Regions from separate parts of the Homo sapiens genome. Here region 2 is linked to region 1. A link is a loop called in an ENCODE intact Hi-C map of the cell type or tissue named here. Cell type or tissue: chondrocyte. All regions are shown on one strand. Each heading gives the region's core, and the rest is flanking DNA. Links, peaks and the distances in the headings are about the cores only.

Region 1 (15,719 bases), core at 4,110-12,109:
CCTGGGAGGCAGAGGTTGCAGTGAGCCGAGATCGCACCACTGAACTCCAGCCTGGGTGACAAGAGCAAAACTCTGTCTCAAAAAAAAAAAAAAAAAAAGAAAGAAAGAAAGAAAGAAACTGCCATACCCTTTTTTCAAAGTGGTCCTACCATTTGACATTCTCAACAGCATTATAGGAGAATTCTAGTTGTTGCCACATTCTTGTCAAAGGTTGGTAGGGTCAGTTTTTTAAATTTCTTGCCATTTTAGTGACTGTGCATTGGTATTTCATTGTGGTTTATTTGCATGATAACTAATGCTCAACACCAACTAATCACGTTGAGTATTTTTAATGTGCTTATTTGCCATTCATATATCTTTTTTGGTGAAGTGTCTCTTCAAATATTTTGCCCATTTAAAAATTGTGTTGGTTCTTGTTATTGAATTGTAAGAATTCTTTCTATCCGGATATAAATCCTTTGCCATATATGTGTATTACAAATGTTTTCTCCTAGCCTTCCACCTCAGCCTCCCAAGTAGCTGGGAATGCAGGTGTGCACCACCACTCCAGGTTTTTCTGTTTTTGTTGTTGTTTTTGGTTTTTTTTTTCTGTAGAGACAGGGTCTTGCCATGGTGCTGAGGCTGCTCTCAAACTCCTGGGATCAAGCAGTCATCCTGCCTCAGCCTCCCAAATTGCTGACATTACAAGCATGAGCCACTGTACCTGGCTAACTTTTCATCTTTTAAAGTAGTGTCTTGCAAAGAACAACATTTTGAAATTTTAATGAAGTCCAGTTTATCAACCTTTTGGTTCATTGTCCATGCTTTTTGCATAGTAAGAAATCTTTGCCTGCCTCAAAATTGCAAAGCTTTTCTTCTGTGTTTTCTTCTAGAAATAGTTTTAGATTTTTACATTCACTTGTGCTTATTCTTAACTTCTCATTTGGTCTCTTGGATCCCTGGGTCCATGGAGCTATTCTGGAAGGGTTACTAGTATCTCTTTTTGCTTGTAATGGGAGCAAACCTTAGGACCTAACTGGAGTCCTTTGATTACATCATCAGCCATTTGGGCTTGCAATCACATAAACACACTGAAGGAAATTCCAGTAGGAGAGTGTTCTCTCCTACTTAGGTACTGTAATAGAGAATAAGACTAGTTATCCTTTTAGCCTAAATTGGATTTATATCCCTCTGAAGAAAAGTAGGTGGGGTGCCAGGAGCTGATTTGGCTAAAAGAAGAGAGAAGGTGTTCTTGCTGAAATGCCTGGGAAGGACAGGGGGATCAGGAGGCAACAAGGTGTCTGTCCTGGATATTTATGATGAGCCAAATTCTAGCAAGTCAAGCAGAAACTGAAGGATGTGATTTCATAACCGATGTTGTGAGACAGAAGAGCACAAAGGTGCTGCACTGGCACCTGGAGGGAAAGTGTCCTAAGGGGGAGAAAGAAGACACTTTTCCCCACTTCATGTAGACTCAGCATGGTTTTAGCCAGAAAACACTCTGGGAAGTCTAGGGTCACTTTGGCACCATGGGAGTTTGCCCCTCTGGTTGCTCCAAGAACACAGGTATTAATGTAGCACAGATATTAATATTAATATTAATTAGCACAGATATAAATGTAGTCACAGAAAGAAAAATAGGTGAAAAAGAGACACGTTCTTCAGTGCATGAGAGACTCCCTTTGGTATCTCTCAGAAATGTGGAAGCAGAGGCTATAGCACAAGCCTGGGTTATTGCTAGTAGCAAGACAGAAAATGAGGCTTGGGCAAGCTGTAGTTATAGTTACAATGGAAATGACTGGCCCAAGAGAGTGCTACAGATTACATAACAGCCACTAAGTAGAAGGACAGGCAGAAGGGGTAGGCAAGACATGTTCTCTGGCTGTTGCAGTCACCAAAAAGCCAGGGTACAAAGGCAGGGAGTTATCTGAACTGCCTTCCTGGAGGGTCATGCATTTAGGATCTGACTCATTGATTCTTTTCCTTAATTTTGCTCTGTACATTTCTCTAAGAGGGCTAACCAGTGTCAAGGTTTGATAATATCTGAAATGGTATTCTGGTACCAAAGTATCATCTCACAAAGTGTTTAGAAATTGCAAAAGAGGCTCCCTCTCCCTCTCCCTCTCCCTCTCCCTCTCCCTCTCCCTCTCTGTCTCCGTCTCCCTCTCTTTCCACGGTCTCCCTCTGATGCCTAGCCAAAGCTGGACTGTACTGCTGCCATCTCGGCTCACTGCAACCCCCCTGCCTGATTCTCCTGCCTCAGCCTGCCGAGTGCCTGCGATTGCAGGCGCGCGCCGCCACGCCTGACTGGTTTTCGTATTTTTTTGGTGGAGATGGGGTTTCGCTGTGTTGGCCGGGCTGGTCTCCAGCTCCTAACCGTGAGTGATCCGCCAGCCTCGGCCTCCCGAGGTGCCGGGATTGCAGACGGAGCCTCGTTCACTCAGTGCTCAATGGTGCCCAGGCTGGAGTGCAGTGGCATGATCTCGGCTCGCTACAACCACCTCCCAGCCACCTGCCTTGGCCTCCCAAAAAGCCGAGATTGCAGTCTCTGCCCGGCCGCCACCCCGTCTGGGAAGTGAGGAACATCTCTGCCTGGCTGCCCATCGTCTGGGATGTGAGGAGCCCCTCTGCCTGGCTGCCCAGTCTGGAAAGTGAGGAGCGTCTCTGCCCGACCGCCATCCCATGTAGGAAGTGAGGAGCGCCTCTTCCCCGCCGCCATCCCATCTAGGAAGTGAGGAGCGCCTCTTCCCCGCCGCCATCCCATCTAGGAAGTGAGGACCGTCTCTGCCCGGCCGCCCATTGTCTGAGATGTGGGGAGCGCCTCTGCCCCGCTGCCCCGTCTGGGATATGAGGAGCGCCTCTACCCGGCCGCGACCCGGTCTGGGAGGTGAGGAGCGTCTCTGCCCGGCCGCCCTGTCTGAGAAGTGAGGAGCCCCTCCGCCCGGCAGCCGCCCCGTCTGAGAAGTGCGGAGCCCCTCCGTCCAGCAGCCACCCCGTCTGGGAAGTGAGGAGCGTCTCCGCCCGGCAGCCACCCCGTCCGGGAGGGAGGTGGGGGTCAGCCCCCCGCCCGGCCAGCCGCCCCGTCCGGGAGGGAGGTGGGGGGGGTCAGCCCCCCGCCCGGCCAGCCACCCCGTCCGGGAGGTGAGGGGCGCCTCTGCCCGGCCGTCCCTACTGGGAAGTGAGGAGCCCCTCTGCCCGGCCAGCCGCCCCGTCCGGGAGGGAGGTGGGGGGGTCAGCCCCCCGCCCGGCCAGCCGCCCCGTCCGGGAGGGAGGTGGGGGGGTCAGCCCCCCGCCCGGCCAGCTGCCCCATCCGGGAGGTGAGGGGCGCCTCTGCCCGGCCGCCCCTACTGGGAAGTGAGGAGCCCCTCTGCCCGGCCACCACCCCGTCTGGGAGGTGTACCCAACAGCTCATTGAGAACGGGCCATGATGACAATGGCGGTTTTGTGGAATAGAGAGGGGGGAAAGGTATGGAAAAGATTGAGAAATCGGATGGTTGCCGTGTCTGTGTAGAAAGAAGTAGACATGGGAGACTTTTCGTTTTGTTCTGTACTAAGAAAAATTATTCTGCCTTGGGATCCTGTTGATCTGTGACCTTACCCCCAACCCTGTGCTCTCTGAAACATGTGCTGTGTCCACTCAGGGTTAAATGGATTAAGGGCGGTGCAAGATGTGCTTTGTTTAACAGATGCTTGAAGGCAGCATGCTCGTTAAGAGTCATCACCACTCCCTAATCTTAAGTACCCAGGGACACAAACACTGCGGAAGGCCGCAGGGTCCTCTGCCTAGGAAAACCAGAGACCTTTGTTCACTTGTTTATCTGCTGACCTTCCCTCCACTATTGTCCTATGACCCTGCCAAATCCCCCTCTGCGAGAAACACCCAAGAATGATCAATAAATAAATAAATAAATAAATAAGAAAGAAATTGCAAAAGAGAAAATATACTTTACAATCCAGATACCTGGCAGTTAACCACATGATCAAATTTAGCATCAATGACAGTAGGACAACTAGATATTGTATACCTCTTGCTGTAATATATTATGAAGTACACAACGTCAACTATGAAGCATTCTTTTTTTTTTTTTTTGAGATAGGGTTTTGCTCTGTCACCCAGTTTAGAGGGCAGAGGTGCAAAGCTCACTGCAGCTTTGACCTCCCAGTCTCAAGTGATCCTCCCACCTCAGCCTCCCTGGTAGCTGGGACTACAGATGTGTGCCACCATACCTGGCTGATTTTATATATATTCTTTGTAGAGATGTTGTTTCACCATGTTGCACAGGCTGGTCTTGAACTCCTGTGGGAGTTCTGCCTGAAAGTGCTGGGATTATAGGTGTGAGCCACTGTGTCCGAACTATGAAGTATTCTTGCCAAAATGAATTAACCTAAATCTAATCAAGCTTCTAGGCCAGAAGTATCCAATAGCAATACAATGTCAGCTACAGCTACATGTAATTTCAAATTTTCTGGTTGCCACCAAAAGCACAAAAAGAAAAAATAGATAAATTGTACTACATAAAGATTAAATACTTCTGTGCATCAAAGGACACAGTCAACACAGAGAAAAGGCAAACCACTGAGGGCGAGAAAATATTTGCAAATTGATATTCATAATATATGAAGAATCCTTACAACTCAATAACTACAAAATAATTAACAGATTGAAAAATGGGGAAAGGAGTTGAATAGACATTTCTCCAAAGAAGATGTACAACTGGTCAATAAACACATGAAAAGACTAATTAGGAGGGAAATGCAAGTTGAAACCACAATGAGATCAAACACATTAAGTTGGCTAGTATAAAAAAAAAAAAAAAAAAAGAAAGTGCCAGGCACAATGATGCTGTAGTCCCAGCTACTCAAGAGGCTGAGGTGGGAGAATTTCTTGAGACCAGGAGTTAGAGGCTGCAGTGCACTAAGTGTGAATAGCCACTGCACTCCAATATGTGCAAAACAGCAAGACCCCATCCCTAAAATAAAATAAGATAAAATAAAATAAAGGCAACAAAAAATAACAAGTATTGGTAAGGATGTGGAGAAATGGGAACCCTTGTGCATTGCTGGTGGGTGTGTAAAAAGTATAGCTGCTCTGAAAAATGGGATGGCCATTCCTCAAAAAATTAACCACAGAATTACTATATGATCCAGCAATCCCACTTCTGCATATACATCCAAAAGAAGTAGAATCAAGGACTCAAACAGATATTTGTACCCCCCTGTTCATAGCAGCATTATTTACAACAGCCAAAAAGTAGAAGCAATAAAAGTGTTCATCAATGTATGAATGGATAAACAAAATGTGGCATATACACATAGTGGGATATCATTCAGCTTTAAAAAGGCAGGAAATTCTAACACGTGCCACAACATGGATAAACCTAGAAGACATTGTGCTAAGTGAAATAAGTCAGTCACAATAGCACAAATACTGTGTGATTCTATTTACATGAAGTACCAGAATTGTCAAATGTATAGAGACAGAAAGTAAAATGGTCATTGCCAGGGGCTGAGGAGTTAGTGTTTTACTGGATGCAGTTTCATGGGGTAGATAAAAAAGTTCTGGAGGTAGATGGTGGTGATGATTACACAACAATGTGACTGTACTTAATGCCACTGAAGTGTACATTTAAAAATGGTTAAAATGGTACATTTTATGTTATGTGTATTTTGGCACAATGAAAACAGCTATAAAAGGCATTCTTGAAACAACTAGGGATATCTGATATTCTGGAATTATTATTACTTTTCTTAGGTGTAATAAAAGTATTGCGGTTATATACATTATATAAAAACAGGATAATGTCCTTATTCTTAGGAGACACCTTCTGAACTATTTGGGGATAAAGTGCTCTGTAATATCTGCTCTGTGAAGACAGACCTTAGGGAGGCTTTTCCTCTTTATTATACTTCAGGCACCATACTTGGGTACCATACTCATCACATGACCCAGCAATTGCCTGGACTTTGCAGGCTCCAGATGGTCTTCCCACATGTTAACCCTCACAACAACCCCAAAGATAGGTCTTATAGGTCCCTATTTAGTAGGTAAGGAAACTAAAGTTCCAATGTTTTCCCAGGATCACTTGGTGGTACATCCCCGCAGGCCAACTGGAACTTGAAGCAAGCGACACAAGCTGGAGACTCTTATTTTCTCTACATGGACTGAAGTTTCAGTAAAGACTCAGTTAACACAGTAGATTTTTCCAAGACTTTGGGGTTTGAAAGGTCACTGGGACAGGCCAGAAAAGAGGAAGCAGAAAACATATCAATTCTTAGAGTGTGATATGTGAGATTCTTCCAAATGATCTGTGGTCTGGGTCTATTGCCCACAGAAGGTTGATGGCATCCTGGATAAGATCAGGTCTTCTAAAGCAGACTCGGGGTTGGAATTTTTGCTCCATCACTTACCAGCCATGCTACTTGGGGTAAATTACTTAAACAATCCGAACCTTAGCTTCCTCATCTGTAAAACAGAAATAATAATAATATTTCTCATGGGGCTGCTGTGAGGATAAAATTAGATAATGTACCCAAAGCTCTTCACACAGAAAAGCCTCCCCTGCTGGATCTCTCATGTACCCCCTGGATTTTCTAGCAGAGTGTGGCTTCTCCAAAACCTTCTCAAACAGCTGTTGAGAATCAATGTTTGTAATGAGAAATATTGCGAATGAGGAGCCAGAAAAAGTCTGACAGCCTTTGCAGCAGGGGGATGAGAAGGAGGTGGTTGTGTGTGTCCTCAGCTCAGTGGTAGGTACTGGGCATGTGGTAGGAATGAGAAAGTAAAAGTAGCTATTATTATTAGGATAGTATCTATAACTTTTATTTTTTTGCATAAATTAACAATTTAACAAAAACCAGACATCATTTTTGTTGGTGCTTTACTAGAAACATTGCTGTTTTCTAATGACTTCTGGTAGTATTTCATTATTATTTTTTCTTTTTGGTTTTATTTTGTGTAAAAGGACTAAGTGAGATGGGTCTTTGCAATTTTTTTCTTTCCAATTGACTAGCTAGTCAATGCTCCTTTGGACCCCTGCCCACCCCCCTGAAAAAAAGGAAAAAGAACAAATTGAGAACTTATGAAACCACAACCCAGAAACCTGAATGTTTTTCATTTTAACTTTTCTTGGAAAAAATTGATGAAAAGTCTGTGCTGTGGTTTTAAATGGCATTGGGATGCCTATCTCCTGTCCCTACTCCCAAGACCCTAAATGTGATTTATATATCCCTATTTTAAGCTAGTGCAGATTTATGAGACTTTAAACACCATGGATGGAGTTACTGGAGGTTTAAAGGGATTAAGCAGGTCCAACAACACCTGGAGGTGTATAAGTTGTTTAAAAGATTTATCAGCATTTCCATGTTAAAATTCACTTCTCAAGGTTTCTCATATCGTGGATCTAAATCTATTTTGGGCAGAGGAGTAAATTTTTAGGATGTCTCATAAATGGAGAAAAAAACCATCCCTCTATCGCTTCTTGCTTTGTTTTCTGGGCTGTGCCTCTGCCCCCTCACCTCTCTATCTTGCATGTCTAGCTAGTTCTGTCTCTGGGGTTTCCCTTCTCTCTGTTTCTGTCCTCTCTCAAGCAGTTGATCTCTTAGTGTTCCTCTGTGTTCACAAACTCAGCATCTGACCCATGAACCTAACAACAGCCAGAGAGAGCCAGAAGCTTTCTTGCCTGCCTTTGGCTCCTCGTGGTCCAGGGAGGGCTGCGGTGGGTGGGAATGCCTTATGACACAGGGTGACTAGTCTCTGTGTTTACACCAGGGGGAGCAATGACTCCGTGGCTGAGAGGGGCTGGCTAGAGTCTGGAGTTTCCAAGTGTCCATTCAAAGCAAAATACACAATTCCTAGGCAGTTAAATTTAGAAGACTCTGTATTGAACACACTTGAAAATAGGTTCAGGGCACAACATGGGCACACACGCTTTGTCATATTCTACAAATACTGGGGAGAGCCAACATTCTTCTCATTGCCAATAATTATGCTCATCAGCCTCCATGTCTTGCCTCTCATGTTTCTTCCACATCCCAGTTCTGCCTACCCTGACCAATCAGTGTGGATGTAGGGAACATGAACACATTTTAATATCATCCTGAACCAGACATCACTGGGAAGGAAATTGGAGAAACTAAAACCCTAGAAAAGACAAATCTAATCTACAGTGACAGAAAGCAGACTGCTGGTTGCTTGGGGCCAAGGTAGGGGCAGATCGGCTGAGATGGCACAAGAAAACTTTTTGTGATGTTGAAAGTATGCTATGCCTTGATTGTGGTGATGGTCACACAGGTATATAAAGTTGTAAACACTCACTAAAATCTACGGTGAAAATGGGCATAAACTATACCTTGGTTTTTAAATGTCTCTGTTGTACATTCATGCCAGCCTTTACCTCCATTAGCACAGACAATAGGAAGTTGTGTGTGAATCTTAGAATGCTCCCCAATCCAGGGATGGTTGTTCAACCAGCCTATGCCATGTATCCATAGAGGGCACGGATAATCCAAACCAGCAGATAAAACACCTAATTAGTTCTAATTGACTCTGGACTTATTCTGTGCATTTGCATTCCCTGAGTACAACCTGACTGATAGGAGCAGGGAGAGTAGGCAGCCAAGAAATGCGGCAGGGGACGCCAGATTAAACAATTACAAGGGAGGGACAATGAAAGGGTGACTGACCACGCAGATGATAAAGAATTGTTGACTTTGTCATGAGAACCGCATATTGCTCAAAGCAATTGGTGAAGTGGAGCAGATGTGCATTAGAAACGAAACCAACCACCTGGAATGGTCATGGTCTCTGGATAACAGGAGCTTCATCAACTCCGTCTTTTCCACATCTCTACAATTTTGATATTACTTAAGTCAGGCACACTGCTCTATTCATTCTGACATCCGAATATCCATTTTAAAGTGGGCTAGGCTCACCCAGAGGATGATACAACTAGATTAAGAAATGAAGTGAAGGTTTAGAACATTGGATTTTTGTCCGTTTGTGTGACCTTCTGGAAAATCACTTGTTTCATTTATTTGTTCCTTTATTCCCTTATTCAATAAAATTATTGAGTACCTATTATAAATGAGGCTGTTTGCAAGACATTGGTGATATATTGCTATAGGTGTCGTTTTCCTCATTTGTAAATGCTCATACTGGGATCCCTGGACTCTCCTGACCACGTGCTAATGGTGGGTAGTGATGAGGTCAGGCTCTGAGACCTTCAGTGGTGCGCCTAAATGTTGAGGTTGCCTCAATGCAAAAGATAAGACTCTCCAACTTCATTGGTCTGTATCTTTTTAAAGGGTGGCTCCAGATCACTGAAAGCATCTTTGCCATGAAAATTCCAAGGAAATGAAATTAAGCATGTTAGTTTTATTTGTTGAAAATTTGCCCTTTAAAAACCTCCTGAGACCATTTTAAAATTAATTTCTTATTGCTTCAAAGCACAAACTCACATTTAGGTATGAACTAACATTTGATCTAGTGCAAGGCAGTAAACTAGGGTTTTTGTCAGGCCTTTCTCCCTGATTTGCAGTGTTCCCTGGCACACCCACCCCCTCACTAAGCAAAATTTAGAAGTCAACAGACACAAAATTCCTTCTCCCTTGAAATCTTCTTCACACTTACTTTCAAGCATCCAAGATATACAAGCTCTTTCAAGCACACAAGGTCTGTTCCCTTCCAGGTCATCAAGTCAACTCTCAGAAAAGAGTCTGATAGAGTGAGATTCAATTTCTACTCTGTCCATTTATAATGTGTGACCCATGGAAAGTTCCCTAGCTTCTTTGCCCTGTAGTTTATTCATCTGGTAGTGGGGATAACAATATCTACTTTGAGTTGTTGTCCACTTTAAATAAAATAATGGATATAAAAATACCCAGCCAATAGTAGAAAATCAATGGTGGTTGTTATGAAAGCCTAGCAGAGGTGAAGGCTGGAGATTAGAGAGAAAAGTCTGCCATAGAGTGAGAAGTACTCCATGAGGAACCAGGACCTTCAGTCTTTGTTGAGTAGGTGGCTCCTATGGAAGGATAGGATCTTCAGACTGTTAAGCTCAGAAGTATGTATTATCTATCTGGGAGGACTGGCATTCTAAAAGGGGAAATAGGTCATCCATATGCCAAAAATGGGAGGGCCTGGCACCCAGCTATAGGAAGAATGAATATGGAAGAATGATGAAGAAAAAGTAATCTCCAGACAGCTGTGGTGGCCATATCAGCAGATGCCACCATCAGATTACCTCCACATTCCCCCAGGAAAAGTTGACATTTCCTGGTCCTTTCCAAAGAAGGCACAGTCCCACCAACAGGTCAAAATTGGTATCACAAAGAGGGCTGAGAACCTGAAGATGGAGCATGCCTGCTGATCCAAAAACAACAGATAACTGGCTCCGGCTGTGATTAAAGTTGGTTGGAATTCACAGCCGGTAGAACAGTGACCACATTAATGAACTGAACTTCAGCTTATCCTCCTGTTCCAAAGTCCTTCTTCCCTCCACACTCACAGCCAATTGTACTATGTAGATTTATGATGTTAGCACCTGGAAGTGTTGGATGGCCTTGATTGCTGTTTAATAAACTCTAACGTGTGATTTGAAGATATAGTTACAGGATGTAAACTGACTTTTAATTGCTAGGAACCCCAAATAAAAACCAACTACATTGTAGAGCTCCACATAGGCAGGGACAACATCTATCTTTTCTACTGCTTTATATCAAGCATCAAGCTCGGAGCTTCTTGGATGTCCAACCATCCTGGTTCACCTGGAGCTCTCCTAGCTTCAGCACTGAAAATTCCTGTGTCTCAGGAAACTGCTCAGTCACAGATAACCAGGGATGGCTGGTCACCTGGACTTGGCACATAATAGATGGCCAATAAATTTTTGTCAACCAAAAGAAATGCATTAAATAAGTAGTAGAAGTGTAACTGGAATTGCAATGCAATAAATTATATTAACTACTTTGGATACAAATCGGTCTCTAATAGATACTGGTTTGAAGTTGAGTTTGATGAAACCAGCATACTAATTTGATGATATATAGACCAGTTTTAGACTTTCTATACCTTCTCATTTCTGTCCCTTCTTTTGACCTAAGTGTGTATATCTGGGCAATTAGCAACAGGGCCACACAGTTTCGAACTGTCAAAACATGGTCAAACATGACTAGGATTTCTAAAGTTATTTTTCTAATTATTAACTTTCCCATCCCATCTACATAGAAGCCGGCTGCTTTAACATGATCCATAGCATACACTTGGGAAGGAAGGAGCATTTGTACAATCAAAGAAATTCAACAATCCTTTACTGAGTGACTACTATGGACACTGTGCTGGGTGCTGCAGGGCATTCAAAATGGGTGAAAAAGGATACTTGCCCTTAGCAGCTCTCAGTCTAGGGAGAGGATGTATGAATAAACAGACATGAATATTTATGATATGAAGCAGAAGGGTATACTATTTTAATGATTTTAATTGTGCCCTATATGACTACGGGAGAGAGGGAGATTGATTTTGAGGCATTGTGGAACGTCCACTTGAAGGAGATAGGATTTAAGGTGGGCTTTGAAGGAAGTACAGGACTTCAAAAGTTGGCTATGGGGTGGGGAGAATTTCTTTCCAGGTAGAAGGGAGAGTAAGGGCCTGGGAATTAGTTGCATTAGGCCACTTGCTACAGAAACCTGACTACAGGGACTTAGCTAAACAGAGATGTACATACAAGAAGCCCAAGGCTAATGCAGAACTTCAAGGAGCCGTCAATTCTCCAGGCTTCTTTTCTCTTTCTGCTCCACCATCCTTAGCTTGTGGCTTTATTGATCTGTGTTCCCAAGATGGTTGCTCCACCTCAAGCCTCATGTTGTGCACAAGGCAGGAAAAAGGAGAAAGAAAAAAAAGTAGCAAAGAAAAGGAAGAAGGAAAGAAAGGAAGGAAGGGTGGGGAGAAGGTGGAGCCTGTATGAGGAGGGCAAAAATTTTCCCCAAATCCTTAGCAGACTTTTTATTCAGTTATATCTCATGATAAGAAACAGGTTACATGGCCACCCTAGCTGCAAAGGAGTCTGGGCAGGTGAGCATCATAGCTGGACATATTGCCCTCCTGAATATTATTGTAGTTCTGTTAGTAGCAAGGTGGGGCAGAATGGATTTGGGGTAGGTACCCAACAGGGTCTGTGCCTTTGAGCAGAAGCCTAGAGATGAGGACAGGGCAGGGATTGCTGGATAAATGAGAGAATGAAGAGTAGAATCTTGTGCCTGGAATGGAGCAGGTGTGTGTGGTGTGTGTGTTTGCGTTTGTGTACATGTGCATGTGTGTATGTGTTGAGGGGGCAGGACAAGATGGGATGGCTTTATAGGTGTGGAGAGAATTCATCTGGAGAAAATAGTGGGAAAATATGAACCAAATGCTAGAGATACATGGCTTTAACCTGTCTCTTTAATTTCTCTGAAAAAGCTCCAGATCAGCCTGTTTCATGTTTCATGAGATGGTGTTCATCCTTTACTGCCATCTGCTTCCCTCCTCAGTCTCATGTTATCAAGAACCTTGGATAGGCTGGGTGTGGTGGCTCATGCCTGTATTCCAGCACTTTGGGAGGTTGAGGCAGGAGGATCGCTTGAGCCCAGGAGTTTGAGATCAGCCTAGGCAACATAGGGAGACCCTGTTTCTACAGGGGGCAGGGGAGGGAAAGAACTTTGGATAGTTGTATTAAAAATGCCACTTTCAAACCTGTACCTTCATGTCAGTATCAGAAGATGACAGAAACACAGCTTTTTCTTTCTGTCAAATTTACCTCTTATCTATTTCAATTTTACATTATTGCTTATATGTTATACTGATTGAGTCTTGTATTTCCCTTGGGTACCGTACAATATCAACCTTTCAGCATGAAACAATTATGATTTTAGTTTCGTTAACTAATAATCAGGAGAAAAAATATATACAGAAACATGATACTAATCAGAAATATACATATATATTTGTCTATATATTTCTGATTAGTATTTATGAATCTAAAATCATATTTTATACACAAACATACTCCCTCCTCCCCCATGTATATTTTCCATCTATAGCAGTATTTTTTTCTGGATAGATAGACATTGAGACCTTATTTTATTGTCAATATAGTAGTTTTCTTTTTTTTTTTATTATACTTTAAGTTCTGAGATACACGTGCAGAACGTGCAGGTTTGTTACATAGGTATACACGTGCCATGGTGGCTTGTTGCACCCATCAACCAGTCATCTAATGCTATCCCTCCCCCAGCCCCACCAACCCCTGACAGGCTCTGGTGTGTGATGTTCCCCTCCCTGTGTCCATGTGTTCTCATTGTTCAACTCCCACTTATGAGTGAGAACAAGTGGTGTTTGGTTTTCTGTTCCTGTGTTACTTCGCTGAGAATGATGGTTTCCAGCTTTTTCCATGTCCCAGCAAAGGATATGAACTAATCTTTTTCTATGGCTGTATAGTATTCCATGGTGTATATGTGCCATGTTTTCTTTATCCAGTCTATCATTGATGGGCATTTAGGTTGGTTTCAAGTCTTTATAGCAGTCTTTTTGTGAGTCAGACTTGTTCTTTAGCTTGGAAATTTCTTTTGTATCTTGGAGCAATTTTACTTTGGTTACTCTGTAAGCTACAGCTCTAATTAATTTTCCCATTGCTTGGCTCCAGTTTTGGTTTCTTTCAGGGCAATAGTTTCTGAAGATAACAACTATTCTGAAGAGTAGTTGAAGAACCACAGAGAGCCTATCAGTATTAGGGGAAGTTATAAGGTTGTGATTACTCTAAGTCAGGGGTCAGCAAACATTTTTTTAAAGTGCCAGATAGTAAATATTTTTTACTTTGCAGGCCAAATGGTCTTTGTTGCAACTACTCTGCCCTTGTAACACAAAAGTAGCCATAAACACTAAGTAAATGAATGGGCACAGTTATGTTCTGATAAAACTTTATTTACAAGTCCCCTGCTCTAAGTGAACAGCAGAAAGAGATTCTCTCCCTTGAGCATGCTCTTTGTCTGTGTTTTTTCTTTTTGTCTTCATATCACCATCTTTCCTCCACACTTGTCTTTATTCCTTTTTCATCATAACTTCCCTGTTTCTCACTTTCTTTTCCACATCTTGGTCCTTTCTTGTCACTTGCTGCATGACATGTCCTCCAGGATGCCTGGCAGATCCTCCTAGTCTTGTGGGATGACATCAGAAAGGAAACATCACTCCTCCTTGGGGCCACTTGGTGACAGAGTGTTTCCTGGGATGACTGGATTACGTGTCTGGCCGCTTTTTAAGTACACCTAACTCTTTGTGGATAGCTTAAGATATGTTTTAGTTTATTAGCTGCATGATTCCTCTGGCTTCCTGGGATCTGCATCTCTGAGATGACTAAGGGGGTCTTTCTTTTAAAATGCCAGTGGAAACTGAGGCGTATTTGAGTGTTCTTTAGTTTGTTGAGTTCTCCCATCTCTTCCAAATAGGTGAAGGCTGACAGGGAACATGAATGTGGCATCTGTAACAGCAACTTCCTGAGGATCTGTAGGAAATTGACATGATTTTACCTCCTGGAGATTTCCTCATTCAGACAGGTTTTTGATCACCACATGCTTCCCCCAAAGACAGGATGAGAGTGAATGGGCTTCCACTGCAGCAGGAAAGATTAAGAGTAGAGGTCAGGAAGAACTCTGGGGCTGTCACAACTGTATATTAAGCAAGGCCAAGACCAGGGGATGTTTTGGCATTCCGTTGGAATTGTTAAAAGAAGAGGACAGATTTTTCCTGTCCTCACTCTAAACAGAAAATAGTGTGACAAAGGAAACAGCTTTCTGTTAGAAATTTCCTGTGCAGTATGGACTGAGGGCTGGGAATCAAGATTTGAGACCCAAATATCTTCCACCAGCTTCCTCTATGCAGACCACCCTTCAGGGTGCTGGCTGCTTGCTTCAACAGGGAACACACCCACCCTTCCACGATCTGAGTGATGCTGATATTCTTCTGGCTTCAGAATTCTCTATTCCTTTCTTTTTCTCTCTGCTGTGTCTTTCCCTCAGCTTTTTAGCTATGCACAGCCGCTCCATTTTGAAAACAACAGAAAAAAATAAACATTTGGAAACTTGACCATCCTGTCTAGCTATTGTCTTCTTTCCTTTTTCACTGCCCACACTTCATGAAGAGATGATTCCTCTTTGCTGTTTCCATCCCCTTACCACACACTGGCCCCTGTCCTGCCTGTGGTACGGTTCTACCCTCTGCTTTGCTCCCTCACCACACACTGTCTCCTATAACCCAGTTCTAGGCTCCTCTTTCTCTGCTGAAGCTCACTTAAAACCTGCCACTTACCCAAATTCTGTTTCCATGTCTTAATCCTCTCTGCCCCTCACTTTCCTGTGTCATCTGACATGTTTGACCCCTGTCTCCTTCCTGACACCCTCTCCCCTAGTCTACATGGCCAACATATTCCTGTGACTTGTCTCTTTGGCCTATTGTTTCATTCAATCATTGGCTTCACTTCCCCACTTTGCCAGGGGAGGCCAGTTGGCAAGCTGTTGTAGAAATTCAAGACCATAGAGCTGAAGGCTGGGCTAGGATGGCATTAGAGGGAAAAGAGGGCAATGGATGTTCTTTCAAAGGAAAACAGAGGGTTAATGATAGCACGGATGCAGGAAGTAGAGGAAGGGGAGGAACCCCACAAGTCTCTCAGATTCTAGTCTGTGAAATTAGAATAAAGAACTCAAAAAGGTGGAGAGAGGTG
Region 2 (15,719 bases), core at 3,893-11,892, 290 kb after region 1:
CAAGAGGCCAAATTAGGAGGATTGATTGAGCTTGGGAGGTCAAGGCTGCAGTGAGCCAAGATCACAACCCTGCTCTACAGCCTGGGCAATAGAATGAGATTGTCTCAAAAAAAAAAAGAAAGAAAAAGAAAAGAAAAAAGTTGAATTCACAGAAGCAGAGTAGAATGATGGTTGCCAGGGTGGGGAAGTGGGCAGATGCCAAAGGACACAGAATGTCATTTTTAGAGAAGAAGAATAAGTTCAGGATATCCATGGGGCAACATGGTACCTATAGTTAATAACAACATATCATACACTTGGAAATCACTAAGAGAGTAGATTTTTTAAGTGTTCTCACCACAAAAAAATAAGTCTGGGAGGTGATATGTTATTTAGCTTGATTTAGCCATTTTGTAATGTATACATACTTCAATCACATCATGTTGTATACCCTCTTGTACATAATTTTTGTCAATTCAATAAATTCAATAACTCCAAAAAACAAGATATTCTCTTTACAAAAATAATTATTAAAAATAAAATTCAGAATTCTATTTTATTTATTTATTTATTTTTGAAACAGAGTCTCGCTCTGTCACCCAGGCTGGCTGAAGTGCAGTGGTGCGATCTCGGCTGACTGCAACCTCTGTCTCCCAGGTTCAAACGATTCTCCTGCCTCAGCCTCCCAAGTAGCTGGGATTACAGGTGTGTGCAATCACACCTGGCTAATTTCTGTATTTTTGGTAGAGACAGTTTCGCCATTTTGGCCAGGCTGGTCTCGAACTCCTGACCTTAGGTGATCCGCCAGCCTCGGCCTCCCAAAATGCTGGGATTACAGGTGTGAGCCACTGCGCCTGGACAGAATATAAAAGATTGTTTAATTCAACTAAAACATTAAAACATAGATTATTTCTATAAGTGGTAATTCTTCTAACATGTTTTGGTCAAAATAGTCTCCTTACCCATCCACAATTAAATGGTTAATTGACATTTGATTGGATTTTGATAAAGTTTTCAAATCATGATTGACTTTTCCAATGTACAGTAAAATGTGTTTGAAAATATTTCATAAAAATTAATATTTAAAAATGGTCAGGCATGGTGGCTCATGCCTATAATCCCGCACTTTGGAGGCCAAGGTGGGCCGATCACTTGAGGTCAGGAGTTTGAGACCAGCCTGGCCAAACCTCATCTCTACTAAAAATACAAAATTAGTCAGGCATTGTGGCACGCACCTGCATTCCCAGCTACTTGGGAGGCTGAGGCAGGAGAATCCCTTGAACCTGGGAGGTGGGTTCCCCAGGCTTAGAGCAAAACCCCCATCTTGTCTGTCTCCACTCTCATCCCAGGCAATCGTGGTCATTTCCACAGCCTCAACCACTGTCTACCTGGGATGCCTCCCAAGCCCGAGTCTCCAGCCCAAACCTGCCTTCCTAGCCCCAGACCCATCTGTCCTGGCACACATTGCCCCCTGGGTCCCAAGCAACCTCAGCCAATGAGTCCAATGTCAACTTCCTGTCCTTGCCTGACACTGCCAGCCCTGAGATCAGACTTGACCATTCACCTCCAGTACCTGAATAGGTCTATCAGTGCTTTGGAACATATCCCACAAACATTCCCCAAACCAGGCACCGGACTCCACACATCAACACTGTCATGTGAGTCACCAGCATCCCTGGCAGGGACCCCTGTCCCAGCCTCCAATTCATCTCCTTCCTGTCCCTTGAGTTCTGTGTCACATTCCAGAGGCCACAAGAAGAAAAATGACCACCTTAATGAAATTAAAAGAATTGAGAAGACATTTCCCTATGGTCCAAAGTCTTTCCAACTGAGAAACACATATCAAGATCCAGCCTGCCAGCCCTGCGGTTAAATGTTCCTGAAATAATTAAAGCCCAGGACAACACAGCCCCCACTCCACAAGTACTCCCAGCACAGTAAGACTTGCTTCTCTGCAGGGGCTTGAAATGTCCAGTGTGTACCCTGCCTCTCTCTGTCATAGCTAACAGGAATGTGCTCCGTGTCTTCTTCCTGCTCAAAGTACCGTCTACCAACCTGCACAGGCAGCACTTTCAGCCGAGGGGGATGCGAGAACTTCCCACCATTTCCCACTTATGCACTGCATTCCTCAGGAACCTGCCTCACAAATTACAAGAGTGCCACGGCAGACACACCACGTTCCAGCGGGTGGCCATGTCTTCATGTCAGCTTGAAAGATCTTCGCCAGGGAAATATCTATATCTCGGCAGAGAGAGCTTCAGCCTGTGTAGTCCAGCTGTGCTCAAATGGAAATCCAGAAACCCAGATCTTGGTCAAAACACCCTGTCTTGGAGAGCCGGCTCTGCAGGTCCCGAGCGTGGGAGTGAACTGGGTGGGCCACCTGCCCTGCCTGCCCACATCCCTGCCTCCTGGAATCCTGGACCCTGAGAACAAGGGGGATGTGGTGGGGAACAGGCAAGTCTTGTGCAGGAAGCCAAGATGCCACCCAAATCCACTCTGCAGTATAGGTGGGTGATATTCTGGTCTGCACCACACCAGCGCATGAGGGGATGGAGGATGGAGTCTAGACAAGCCAAATGTAAAAAGATATTGCCCAAGTATTTTGTGCTTTGTCTGTGTTACAATGCTATGCCTAGCCCAGCATGGTGGCTCACACCTGTGATCTCAGCACCTTGGGAGGCCGAGGCAGGCAGATCACCTTAGGTCAGGAGTTTGAGACCAGCCTGACCAACGTGGTGAAACCCCATCTCTACTAAAAATACAAAAATTAGCCGGGTGTGGTGTTGGGCACCTGTAATCCCAGCTACTCTGGAGGCTGAGGCAGGAGAAACACCTGAGCCCAGGAGGTGGAGGTTGCACTGAGCGGAGATCATGCCACTGCATTCTAGCCTGGGCAACAGAGTAAGACTCCGTCTTAAAAAATAAATAAATAAATAAATTCTATGCCCAGCATTTTCCATGTACTGTCTTATTATCTCAGTAAATCCCATATAAACTTCCTATGAAAGTGTATCTCGTTTATCTCCATTTTATAGATGAGAAAACTGAGGCCCCTGGAGTAGTATTAATTTTCCAAGACCGCATTGCTCATAAAGGGTACAGCAGGGACCCAAGCTCAACACTCTCACTCTCAAAGATTTCCACAAGTGTAGACCAATGGCTCTCAACTGGGGTGGTTTTGCTCACGTACAACTCCCTTGCTCCATGATATTTGAAACCGTCTGGAGACATCTGGGGTAGCCATAGCTGGGAGGGTAGAATGGCACCTAGAAGATGGAGACCAGAGATGCTGCTAACCATCCTACAATACACAGGACAGCCTCACCACCACCACCACGAATGGTCTGACCCCAAATGTTGTGACTGTGCTAAAGCTGAGAAACCCAGGTTTCTCCTCAGCAAGAAGGGAAAATACCTGCAACATGGATGCACCTCTACAGGAGCCCCAGGCTGACAATAACCATCCTGATCTGGTTTCAACCCTGGATGCTTTTACCTGGTGCGTCCATCGGGGATTTCAGGGACTCCAACGAGTTACCCTTGAATGCTCGGTTCCGCCTGACAACCCAGAAATCTCTGCCGAGGTGCCTGGTCTTGAGGAAGGCTCAGCAATGGTTGAGGTTGATAACCAAATACCTAGGAGAGACTTTTCTCTCCCTCCAGGAGGAGCTGTGGGTCAGACACACCCTGGGATCATTCACAAGCGGTCAATAAAGGCTTGGGAAGGGCCAGGTTTTCTAGGCCTTTTCAATGGGGTGGGTGTTTGTGGATACACAAGAAGCCTGTGAAACTTCTGATATTGGCAGGAAATCAACACCCCCCACCCTCCACACTCCACCCCCCCCCACCTCCCCACCATAAACACATGCCCTGCAGCAGGACTTGGCACTCAGGGGCTCCTGGGGGCCTGATTTACCTGTTAAAACATCCTCTAGCCACCAGCGAATAAAGCAACCCCTTGCCACCCAACCACAAGATCACAGCCTGGGAGCCACTCCAAGGGACATCCAGTCACATTAAAACCTCAGCCATCCAGAGCACCAGGCCTGGGGATGAGAAAGAACATTTTATCCTTAAAAGCATCTGAATGCCCATGCTGCTTCTTGCAAAGAAAAGTCCAAAATAATCTATTAAAGAACGAGGATGGTTTCGACATTTTTACCAAGTTAATGGTCTACGCAGAAAAATCTCATAAAAGGGCACTCTGTTCTTCTTGATCCACTCAGACATGGCCTGTGAGTGAAGAAACAGGCTCTCCTCCTCAAAGAAACGGCTGCTGATCCTCACACCAGCCTGACACTGCTTCATGGGTTCTTCAAAGAGAGTATTCCCATAGAAACTAAAAGGGAAGAGGAATGTGTCTGGCGGGCATTGTGGGCAGCAGTGGGCTTTGGGCCAAATTTTAAATTTGAAAATCAAGATTCCCTCTTTTCGAGCGGCTGCTGGACGAGCAGATACAGACACCGTGAAAAGAGGGTGCCATATTCAGATTCAGGAAACAAGGATGGTTTCTGTTCAGTTCCTGCATCATCCTTCAGGTCATGCGATTCCCATTTCCCTCTGTGGACCAAGAAATTCAGTGGGGTTTCTGCCTTTTAAATATTTCATTATCAATATGTCATTCTTTCAGCCTCCAGAAAGCATTTTAACATGGAGATTCTGGCTTAAGACACTTGTGGGTCTGTCTCTCTCTCTCTCTCTTTTCCTTGAAACAGGGTCTCACTTTGCCACTTAGGCTGGAGTGCAGTGGCATGATCACAGCTCACTGCAGCTGGACCTTCCAGGCTCTAGCAATCCTCCCACCTCAGCCTCCCAAGTACTTGGGATTACAGGCACACACCACCATACCTGGCTTTTTTTTTTTTTTTTTTTTTTTTTGGTAGATATGAGGCTTCACCACGTTGCCCAGGCTGGTCTTAAACTCCTGGGCTCTCAAAGTTCTGGGATTATTGGCTTGAGCCACCACACCCAGCCAAGAACCTTGTCTCTTGTGATGCACCCCAGAACAAAACTTCACTGCAAAAACAAACCAAGGCATGAGTTTCAGTCCTAAGTCCCATTTATCCACCATACACTATGTGCCAGGCACAATGCTAAGTGCTTCTATGGACGAGCTTCCCTTAATCTCATCAGTAACAAACCCAGGCAATGGGGCCTGTTGACCGATCCATCTGCCACTGAAGACAGTAAGGCTCAGAGAGGGTAAGTGGCTTGTGCCATGTCAGCCAGCTAAGGAGGGGCAGAACCGGGATGCAAACCCCAGCCGCCTGGTTCCAGACTCGCGTTCCCAAGGTCCCACTACACTTGGTCACTCCACTGCATTCTGGTATCCTGGTCTTTGGCAGTGTCCACGTAAAAGAGGGAGGTAGAGAGAGTGAGAGGGACTTCAGGCAATAAAGTTTTCCAGCGTTACACTGCCACCGTAATTGTGTCCCCGACCAGGACCTCTCCCTTCTCATCCTTTCCGTGATCGGCCCTGGAAAACCTTCCAGAGAACTGTCCTCCTTCTCCCGGGATCTCAGAGAAAATTCACCTGAGTTCAGTGTCCAGGTGACCCAAGCTCTGAATGCAGTAAAGTGCACGGGGAGATGAGGATGTCACCATGAGCAAGCCTCCCAGAGAGCATCCAGGGGCAACCCCAAGACTGGGCAGCGGGGGCTCTGATGCAGCCCATGGCGAAGAGGGCTGCCCGTGCTGCTTCAATGGGTTCAGAATGAAGGCCGCCCTCTCTCCCATGTGGGGCTCATTAACCACGAATCAAATTATTAAGACGAGCTCAGCTGAGCAAATGGTCAAACATAAAAACATGTGGAAGGAACAAAGAGGTCAATCCCATTATCCATCAAAAACCATCAAGGTGGCGGCCCTCACTGAGGGGTACAGCTCTCCAGTGGGCCCTCATCTGCCCTCCAAACCCACGTGCCTCCCACTGGAAGGCCAGCAAAGCCACACAGGAAGAGTTGGGGTAGGAAAGCAGAAAGTGAACCCCAGGAGGACAGGCTGACCACAGAGCCCCATCGCACACACACAGGCCCGGTGACTCAGGGGCCCACGTGTGCAAGACACCGGGAGCTCACAGGGACAGCGCCCCGGGGGATGCAAGGAACTTTGCCTCTCTGTCCCTCTCTGTAGGGATGGAAAGAGGAGAGCGATTTTTGGGATGGAAGCCATCTGCCTCCTCTCAACTCTCGCTGCTCAACAAGAAAGGGAAGAAAAACAGGAAGATGCGGGGCAGGTGAGGAGCTGGGTGAGCGCCGCCAGCCCGCAGCCCAGCAGAGCAGGGCTTGGCCAAGCCTGGCGCCAGGGACTTTCCCCCTACCCCCACCACAAGCCCCTCGCCAGGTGAGAGGCACCGACAGAGTCCCAGACAGATGACCCAGACAGGATGCCCAGAGCAACCCCCGCCCCTTCCCCTGCTGGGGGCCCCCAGGACGCGGGGCTCCCCCTCCCCTTTTGGCTAGCCGCAGAGTCCAGCTGGTCTCCCGGCCAGGGACGTCGTGGGAGAATCAGGAAGTCGAAGCCACACAGCCGAGAAGGGACAGCTGACATCTCGGAGGCCGTCACGAGCTGTCACTCCGCGCCCGCCGGAGTTGCCGCTCAGTTACCAACTTCAACCCGGGGCCGGCCACGGAGCCTCCCGCCGCCCCTACCCCGCGTCCCCAGCACCCCCGCGCCCCCGGCACCCCCGGACCCCTGCGCCCGCGTCACTTACTCCTCTGCCGTCGCCACCTGTCTGGGTGCCGGTCTCCTCCCTGCCCGGCCGCGGCGCGTCCTCTCCGTCCTCGCAGTCCTCGGGCTGTGCCCTTCCCCCCTCCCTCCAGCAACAGCCGCAGCCTCTTCTCCTCGGGAGGGACGTCGTCCTCCTCCCTCCTGGGCCGGCCATCCCTGCCTCGGGTCTTGCCAGTGGCTTCGGAGCTGCCGGAAGGACTGGCCATGGCTCCGGGGGCTCTGCCTGCACTTGGGGAAGAGGAAGGACCCGGCGCGAGCGGCCTCTCGGCTGAGCTGGGGCATCTGAGCGCGGGCTCGGTGGGTCCGCGCGGCGCGGAGCTGGGCATCGGGGCCGGCGCGGGCTCCTCCGCGGGCCGCTCCTGGCTCTCTGGCGCCCTCTGCTGGCCGCTCGCGCGCACCGCGGACACGCCGTGCCAGGGCCTGCGCCGCGCTCACCTGCCCGGCCTAGGCGGTCGCTGTCCCCTGCCCGTGGCCAGGCCCGCTCCGGCCAAGCCTTGCACCTCCTCCCCGCCCCAGCCAGGTTGCACCCCGATGGTCTCCCTGCCCAAGGAGGAGAGAGGAGAAGGGACGCCCCGAGAGGGTGGACATCGGCCACAGCCACCTTGTCTTTGCTCTTACCCTGTGTCTTGCATGGTTTGGAGGTGGTGGGAAAACCGAGGCTGCTCAAAACTCGTGGAGAATTCCGCCTGCAGGATGACATGAATGCACCTTCGCATTGCCTACCAACAGACCTTTTTTGAGCATCTCTGTGGACCAGGAGTGGTGATGGGGGAGGGGATATTGTGGTGAACATGACAGGCATTGCCTTCACCCAGTGGGGCTCAGCGCTGGGTGAGAAGGCATTGAGAATGGACATTGTCAATTGGGCAAAAGGAGGCCAAGGAGAAGTGCTGGGTGCATGGGAACTGAAAAAGACAGGAGGCTCAGCAGGTCTTGGAGCTGGGAGAGGGACAGCAGCAGCGGCTGTTCCAAAGGAAGCAACAGCTGAGAGAGATCTCAGAGAGTTGTTCTCAGCCCAGTGGAGCATGTTCTTCGGGCAGAGGGAACAGCGTGTGCAAAAGCCCAGAGGCTGGGAAAGAAGCAGAAAGAGGACTGTGGGGCTGGAGCGTGGTGGGCAAGGGGAGAGAGGTGTGGTGGGCAGACAGATTGCCTGGGACCCAGCCGTGCAGGGACAGAGGAGATAGGGGATCCTTGCAGGCCCCCAGCCAGGGCTCAGGCACAGAGACAATGCAGGTGGGCAAAGGGAGGAGATGTGGGGAAATATTTTGGAGGCATGCCCTGATGAATGAGCCCAGGATGCACCCTTAGTGTCAGTGTGGAGCTCCTTCCTTGGCTGTGTGATGAGCTTCACCCGGGGGTATTTTCTGGACATTGAGGTGCTACACCCAGAGTCCAGGACAGGCTAAGTGAGCACCAGCAGCTCCTGGCCTACCTCAAAAGCAGGAGAGACAGGGGAGACTGGGGAGGCCGGGAGGAAGGGGAATCCAGGAAGGCAGGAGAGGCCATGGAAGCAGAGGAGGCCAGGGAGGCAGTGGAGGCAGGAGAGGCTGGGGAGGCTGTGTCCTTTCCATGATTCTGCCCAGGATCCTAGGCCCCTGTACTCCCTGAGCTTCCCCACCCCCAGCACTGGAACCATGTTGCACAATGGTCTCTCCACTAAGATCCTGATGGCGGCCCCTATCCTGCTGTGCTCCCTATTTCAACCCTAACAGCTCTCACAGTGGGCAGCACATAGTAGGTGCTCAGGAAACACTGGTGGGAGAGCACATGGGTCTGCTTAGCACCTTCCTCTCTCCTCCAGCTCTCCCCTGTCATGAAATAATTCTGATAACGACACATGGCCTTTGAGACCCTCTTCTATTACTTTCCATATGCTAATCCATCTATACCTCACAGCAGCCCTGGGGGTGGGTGCTATTACGATGCCCATTTTACAGAGGAGGAGACTGACGTATAAAGAGGGTAAGTGACATAGGCACACTACAGGGGCCGGGGCCAAGTGATTGCAGCACTCAATCCCCAAAGGCAAGGTGGATGCAGTTACCATAAAAGACAGCAGAGTCAAAGCTGCAACCAGAATAGCCTGACTCGCAGAGACCTATGGTGCCAGCTGATTGTGGCATTCCTAGAAGTGAAATAGATAAGAAGCCTGCCACATTTTTACTTGATCTGTGTTTGCAGAAGAGTTCTAGGTCAGGTGAGTAGAAGTCTAATCTGAATCATAGAGTCACAGTCCCCAGTCAATTCCCAGAAATAAGCCAGTTCACAGACCCAGAGTCCCGTGTCCGAATGGGAAGCCAGGTCCCCTCCAGAAAGGACTCTGCTCCACTGCCAAAAATTTATACTGTCAATTTTTCTCCCAGCCTGCCCCCAAAGGAATACACAGCCTTTTACCAGGCTGACTGAACAGGGGAAAAGGAACTAATGAGATCTGTGCAGGATCACTGGACACAGGCTGTGAACTGGCACTAGGGCGAGACTAGGGTCTACTAGTCAGAATAGGCATTTTGGAGGTCAGGTGAATATTAGTGCAAGTTCATGTCATGATAGATCCATTGGGTCCCCAAATCCATTCTCTGGTTATATACAAAGGGGCCATGCTGAGATTCAAATTCAGGGCATCCAACATAGAGGCTGTGCTCGTACTCATGAAACATTCTGACACTAGTAACCTATTTAAAAATGCAAACACCTCCTGGGGCTAGCCAGAGTCCTCCAAACAGTCATGTAAATTGGTTCTGTCAAGGATTTCCTCCTACCCCCTGCTGAGAGCCAGTTGCAAGGAGAGACTAGGGAAGGGCATTGGGTAACTTTGTTGCTAAAAGCTGTTTTGGATAAAGACGTTTGGGAAAAGAAGCAAATAGAGTTCAGCAGAAGATGTAAGAAAGTAAGTTTATGTTTGGCCAGGCACGGTGGCTCACACCTGTAATCCCAGGACTTTGGGAGGCCGAGGTGGGCAGATCACGAGGTCAAGAGATCGGACCATCCTGGCCAACATGGTGAAGCCCCATCTCTACTAAAAATTCAAAAATTAGCTGGCCATGATGGCACACGCCTGTAGTCCCAGCTACTCGGGAGCCTGAGGCAGGAGAATCACTTGAACCCAGGAGGCAGAGGTTGCAGTGGGCCGAGATCATGCCACTGCATTCCAACCCGGCAACAGAACAAGACTCCGTCTCATAAAACAAACCAAAACAAACAAAAAAAAAGGAAGCTTATTTTTAAGCCTGAACAAGTGTAGTGGTTTAGGCGTTCTGCAAATACGGCCCCAATCAGGCTACAAGATGTTGTGGCAGGAACACTTACACCCAGTCACTTCTGGCCGCCTGAGCCACTTTTCAAAACACACTTGCACAGCTGTGCAGAGCGGCTGGATCCACTGGCAGCCGGCAGAGCCATAACTCACACTGTCACCACTCCCCTCAAACCCTTTCAGTAAGCACTTTATTTATTTTTTTTGAGACGGAGTCTTGCTCTGTCATCCAGGCTGGAGTGCAGTGGCGCAATCTCAGCTCACTGCAAGCTCCGCCTCCCAGGTTCATGCCGTTCTCCTGCCTCAGCCTCCCAAGTAGCTGGGACTACAGGTGTCCACCACCATGCCTGGCTAATGTTTTGTATTTTTAGTAGAGACGGGGTTTCACCGTGTTAGCCAGGAGGGTCTCGATTTCCTGACCTTGTGATCCGCCTGCCTCAGCCTCCCAAAGTGCTGGGATTACAGGCTTCAGCCACCGCGCCCCTCCTGGTAAGCACTTTTAATCAATGCAACAGGAATGAACATTTGCTGCAGAGCGGCAATGTGCAGGGAGGAACATTGTTCCACTCAGGCTCAGAAAGCAAAACCTCCTGGCTGTTTGCATCTATGCGAGAGCTCACAGGAAAAGCCCTCTGTGTGGCTGCCAGCCTCACACACTCCCCCCAAGGGATGAGTTTCTCTTTCCATGTTAATCTATGCCCTGACGTGCCATCTGTCAACCACCACACCATTCTCAGTTGACATTTCAAAGCATCTTTGCCCTGTGAATAGTCACCAGCCCTGCCCTGCAAGCCCCCAGGTGACATTGAACTTAAATGAGAGAGAAAACAGGTTTCGGGGTGGATTTCAGTTCAGCATCTTGGATTCTCTGTGTGGACATGAAATCTGTCTCCCCAGCTGTGGGCTGCATCCTTGTTTGTCATCTGGTTTGGTTCTTGGGGACTTGGAAACACGTGGGCAGCTTTGCAATTTGTCAAGAAACTGCACAGCCCTTCCAACAAAAGCAAGCAATAGGAACAGAAGCCCAAGGCTTCAGATCAAGGTGCTACTTAAAGCAGCCTCAGTGTAAAAGCAAACAGGAGTCAGAGGGATGCTTAAGGCAGAGTCTAGTCCCCAGGGCAGCTATAAGGCAAAGAGAAAGAGAGAGAGATAAACAGAGACAGAGACAGAGACAGAAAGACAGAGAGAGATGGGAGGAGACATGAGGCACCCAGGCCTCTGCATCAAAATCCCTACAAGAGGGGCTTCCTAAAAATGCAGGAGGCTGAGGTGGGCGCACACAGAAGTTCAAGACTAGGCTGGGCAACATAGCAAGACCCTGTCTTTACAAAAAATACAAAAATCAGCCAGGTGTGGTGGTGTATGCCTGTGGTCCCAGCTACCCAGGAGGCTGAGGTGGGAGGATGGCTTGAGCCCAGGAGGTAGAGGCTGCAGTGAACCGAGATAGCACCACTGCACTCCAGCCTGGGCAATAGAGTGAGACTTCATCTCAAAAAAATTTTAAAAAATCTTTAAAAAGGATCACCCTGGCTACTTGAATGGATGATAAGAAGGTAAGAAGAGCAGAAGCAAGGAGACCAGCAATGAGATTCTGCAGGTGAGAGTCCACAGTGGCTCAGACCAGGCTGGCGCTGAAGACCGGCTGGATTCTGTATATATTTTGATAATGAAGCAACTCATTGACTCTTGAAGAGTGGGCTCTAGGAGAATGTATTTTTAACAAGCTCTCAGAGGATTCTAATGCAGGCTGAAGTTCAAGAACTCCTGATTTAGGTGAAGCTTCTGTTTCATCCTTGGGGAAGTACCTACTGACTTTTCTCCAAGGCACCTCAAAAGAGGGGCTAGACAAGAAGTGCTCCAATGTCTGAACATGTGTGCACAGCTCTAGAGCCGACCTCAGGACACTGAGTTAAAGGTTAGGAGTACAACAGTGAACAACCACCATCCTCTTTTCAATGAGCTTTGCATTTAATGAGAGAAATAAAAGGCAAAAAAAAAATCATTTTCAACTCAGAATGGTAAGAGTTATGGTGACAGTATGCCTGGGGCAATAGGAGCACAAAGAAGGGGCACCCAATTGGCCAGGTGCAGTTGTTCATGCCTGTAATCCCAGCACTTTGGGAGGCCAAGGTGGGTGGATCACTTGAGGCCAGGAGTTCGAAAACAGCCTGGCCAACGTGGTGAAATCCTTTCTAAAAATACAAAAAAATTAGCCGGGTGTGGTGGCGGGCACCAGTAATTCCAGATACTCAGAAGGCTGAGGTGGGAGAATTGCTTGAACCCGGGAGGCGGAGATTGCAGTGAGCCAAGATCCTGCCACTGCACTACAGCCTGGATGGCCAGAGCGAGACTCGTCAAAAAAAAAAAAAAAAAAAAAAGCCAGGAGATAGGTGGGCATCCAATCTATATCAGGTGGTCAGAAATACTTCTCCATCACAGTACTCCTAAGTTGAAGACTAGGAAATGGTAGGAATTAGCCAGGTTGATAGGAGAGGTGTGGAAGATCATTCCCAGCAGAGGGAAGAGCTTGTGCAAAAATCAAGACATGAGAGGGTGAGGAGCTGAGAGATGTTCATATAATTGTAAAAAGTGACTAATATAGAGGTAAGTTAGAGCCAAATCTTAAAGGCTCTTTGTCATGTTTATCCTGTAGACAAAGGGAGACAGTAGATGTTTTTAGGCAGGGGAGTAATGATCCACTTTGTGCTATAAAAAGAGTAGTCTGGCTGGAGGAGAGTGGGAGGTGAGTAGACCAGGTAGGAGGCTGCAATACACCAAGTGAGACAAGATGGTTGGCTGGACTAAGGCTGTGGCAGTGAGGATGGAGAGGAGACAGTAGACTAACTTGACTGAGAAAGAGGGAGGAATGCAGGATGAGGCCCAGGTGTTTTGGAAGCTGGGTGGATGGTGGTGTGAATCTGATGTGGTGAGCCCAGGCAAAAAAGGAAATCAGGAGAGGAAAGGTAAGATGAGGTCAATGCAAGACAGACAGCCAAGTGAAGATAACCATTGGGCAGTTGGATTCATCAGCCTGGAGTTATACAGAGAGCTCTGGAATGGAAATAAAGAGGAAAGGACTTTGGGAATACGTGAATCCTCCCTGAATAATATGTAGAGAAGGGAGAATAAAACACAGGGGACAGAGAAAGGGAAGATATTTGTTATTAAAACCAACCATCCATCAGACATCTTGTAATAAAACACTTGTTAGAGGTTTCCTCAGTGTGAGTTATTCAGGACCAGAGCTAAAGACCATATTCCCAATAAAATCACTGCTGGGAAGGTCTTCATGAAAACATTTAATGCTGCTTTTAAAACAACAACAACAACAACAACAACAAAAAGGCTTTAGCTACTGCACAGACCCTGCAGCAACTTTTCGGCAAGAGTCTATCAAACACGAATCTGATCTGACTCAAGGAGGTGTCATACCAAGTGTAAAAATCCAATTCCAATGTCCATAAGAGCCTTTCTGCCAGGTACAAGACCCTAATCCAATTGACGTGATTTTCTATTGATTAATAGGCTGAGAATACACAGGTTGTTGGTTTTTCAGATTTCCCTCCCTGTGCCTTCATGCCAGCTGTGAAAGAGTCAAAAGGCTCCCAACTGTCAAAATAAAAATGACACTTGGTCACAGAGGAAACAGATTATAGGTCAATCACCTTGATGACTTTTTAACTATGAGGAGCCATTAATGTTACTGAATAAGCAAATCTGTTTGCATAACCAGATTTTTATAGGCTCCTGGGAATAAAGGCTTTCCTAAGTGGGTGATTTGTACAAAGATAGCCTTTGGGTCTCTGATGGAACAGCTCTGATGAGGAAATGTTCCTTTAATTATATGGAAGGCCAATTACCACGTTATAGCAACATTGTTTTGCATATTGCATATAATTTCACCATTTCCATAGCTTCAGAACTATAATTCTGGAGAAAACTCAAGCACCAAGAAGATACTTGAGGCACATTATGCTGGAGATAAAGATGTTTTAGCGAATTCAATTTAAGCTGCAACATTAAAGTTATTTTGTTGGATAAAATGTAATGCAATAATGAGCTTGTGTATGTCAACTCTATAGTGGAGGTAATAATAGCTAGAGAGAGTATGTCCCATCTCCTCTTTTTCATGCTCATTCAAGTAATAGATAATGCTATAGAGAGAACATTTCTCTAATATGTGCTTCATCTCAGGCTAAGCGTGTTTTGTGCAACTGCGCTTCATGAAAAACAAAAAGGTAAAGGAACTAATTTGGGAGCCATTCACAAAAGTGCTACCACTTGATGTTATTTTATACTCTGAGATTTCTTATTCCCAGTGCCTACCAGGAATGGACTTTCTGGAGAAGCTCAGATTAATCACTCCTTATGAGAGGTGACAGCGTGCTGGCAGAACTCACAGCCCTCACTCGCTCTCGGCACCTCCTCTGCCTGGGCTCCCACTTTGGTGGCACTTGAGGAGCCCTTCAGCCCGTGGCTGCATGATGGGAGCCCCTTTCTGGGCTGGCCAAGGTTGGAGCTGGCTCCCTCAGCTTGCAGGGAGGTGTGGAGGGAGAGGTGCGAGCCGGAACCGGGGCTGACCCCGGCGCTTCCCTGCCAGCTGGAGTTCCAGGTGGGCATGGGCTTGGCTGGCCCACACTAGGAGCGGCTGGCCGGCCCTGCCGGCCCCGGGCAGTGAGGGGGCTTAGCACCTGGGCCAGCAGCTGCTGTGCTCAACTTCTCACTGGGCCTTAGCTGCCTCCCCACAGGGCAGGGCTTGGGACCTGCAGCCCTCCATTCCTGAGCCTCCCCCACTCCGTGGGCTCCTGTGCGGCCCGAGCCTCCCCGACGAGCACCACCCCCTGCTCCATGGCGCCCAGTCCCATTGACCACCCAAGGGCTGAGGAGTGCGGGCGCATGGTGAGGGACTGGCAGGCAGCTCCACCTGTGGCTCCTGTGTGGGATCCACTGGGTGAAGCCAGCGGGGCTCCTGAGTCTGGTGGGGACTTGTAGAACTTTTATGTCTAGCTAAGGGATTGTAAATACACCAATTGGCACTCTGTATCTAGCTCAAGGTTTGTAAACACACCAATCAGCACCCTGTGTCTAGCTCAGGGTTTGTTAATGCACCAATCAACACTCTGTATCTAGCTACTCTGGTGGGGACTTGGAGAACCTTTCTGTGGACACTCTGTATCTAGCTAGTCTAGTGGGGACGTGGAGAACCTTTGTGTCTAGCTCAGGGATTGTAAACGCACCAGTCAGCACCCTGTCAAAACAGACCACTCAGGCTCTCTGTAAAATGGACCAATCAGCAGGATGTGGGTGGGACCAGGTAAAAGAATAAAAGCAGGCTGCCCGAGCCAGCAGTGGCAACCCACTGGGGTCCCCTTCCACGCTGTGGAAGCTTTGTTGTTTTGCTCTTTGCAATAAATCTTGCTGCGGCTCAGTCTTTGGGTCCACACTGCCTTTATGAGCTGCAACACTCACTGAGAAGGTCTGCATCTTCACTCCTGAAGCCAGTGAGACCACGAACCCACCGGGAGAAATGAACAATTCCAGACGGGCCGCCTTAAGAGCTGTAACACTCACCACGAAGGTCCACAGCTTCACTCCTGAGCCAGCGAGACCACGAACCCCACCAGAAGGAAGAAACTCCAAACACATCCGAACATCAGAAGGAACAAACTCCAGACACACCACCTTTAAGAACTGTTAAACTCACCGTGAGGCTCTGCGGCTTCTTTCTTGAAGTCAGTGAGACCAAGAACCCACCGTT

Evidence for each region. A loop is a pair of places that touch in the nucleus more often than their neighbours do. Peaks named below come from ENCODE experiments on the same cell type or tissue, not always from the same donor. Only the 100,000 strongest peaks of a DNase experiment are listed, where the experiment ranks them.
Region 2: it touches region 1 in a loop (5-fold over the local background); 18 of 110 quality-filtered maps call a loop at or near these places.

Annotation. Positions count from the first base shown.
Region 1 is chr3:75,286,586-75,302,304 of GRCh38, forward strand. No RefSeq gene overlaps it. Among named protein-coding and RNA genes, the nearest start is that of MIR4444-2, 80 kb to the left of the region's middle. RefSeq lists an enhancer at 3,453-3,960. In chondrocyte, for the core only: a CTCF peak has its summit at 7,729 (motif pointing right); no DNase peak of the experiment used is centred there.
Region 2 is chr3:75,573,287-75,589,005 of GRCh38, forward strand. No RefSeq gene overlaps it. Among named protein-coding and RNA genes, the nearest start is that of MIR1324, 50 kb to the right of the region's middle. RefSeq lists a silencer at 6,969-7,178. In chondrocyte, for the core only: CTCF peaks have their summits at 7,109 (motif pointing left) and 7,356; no DNase peak of the experiment used is centred there.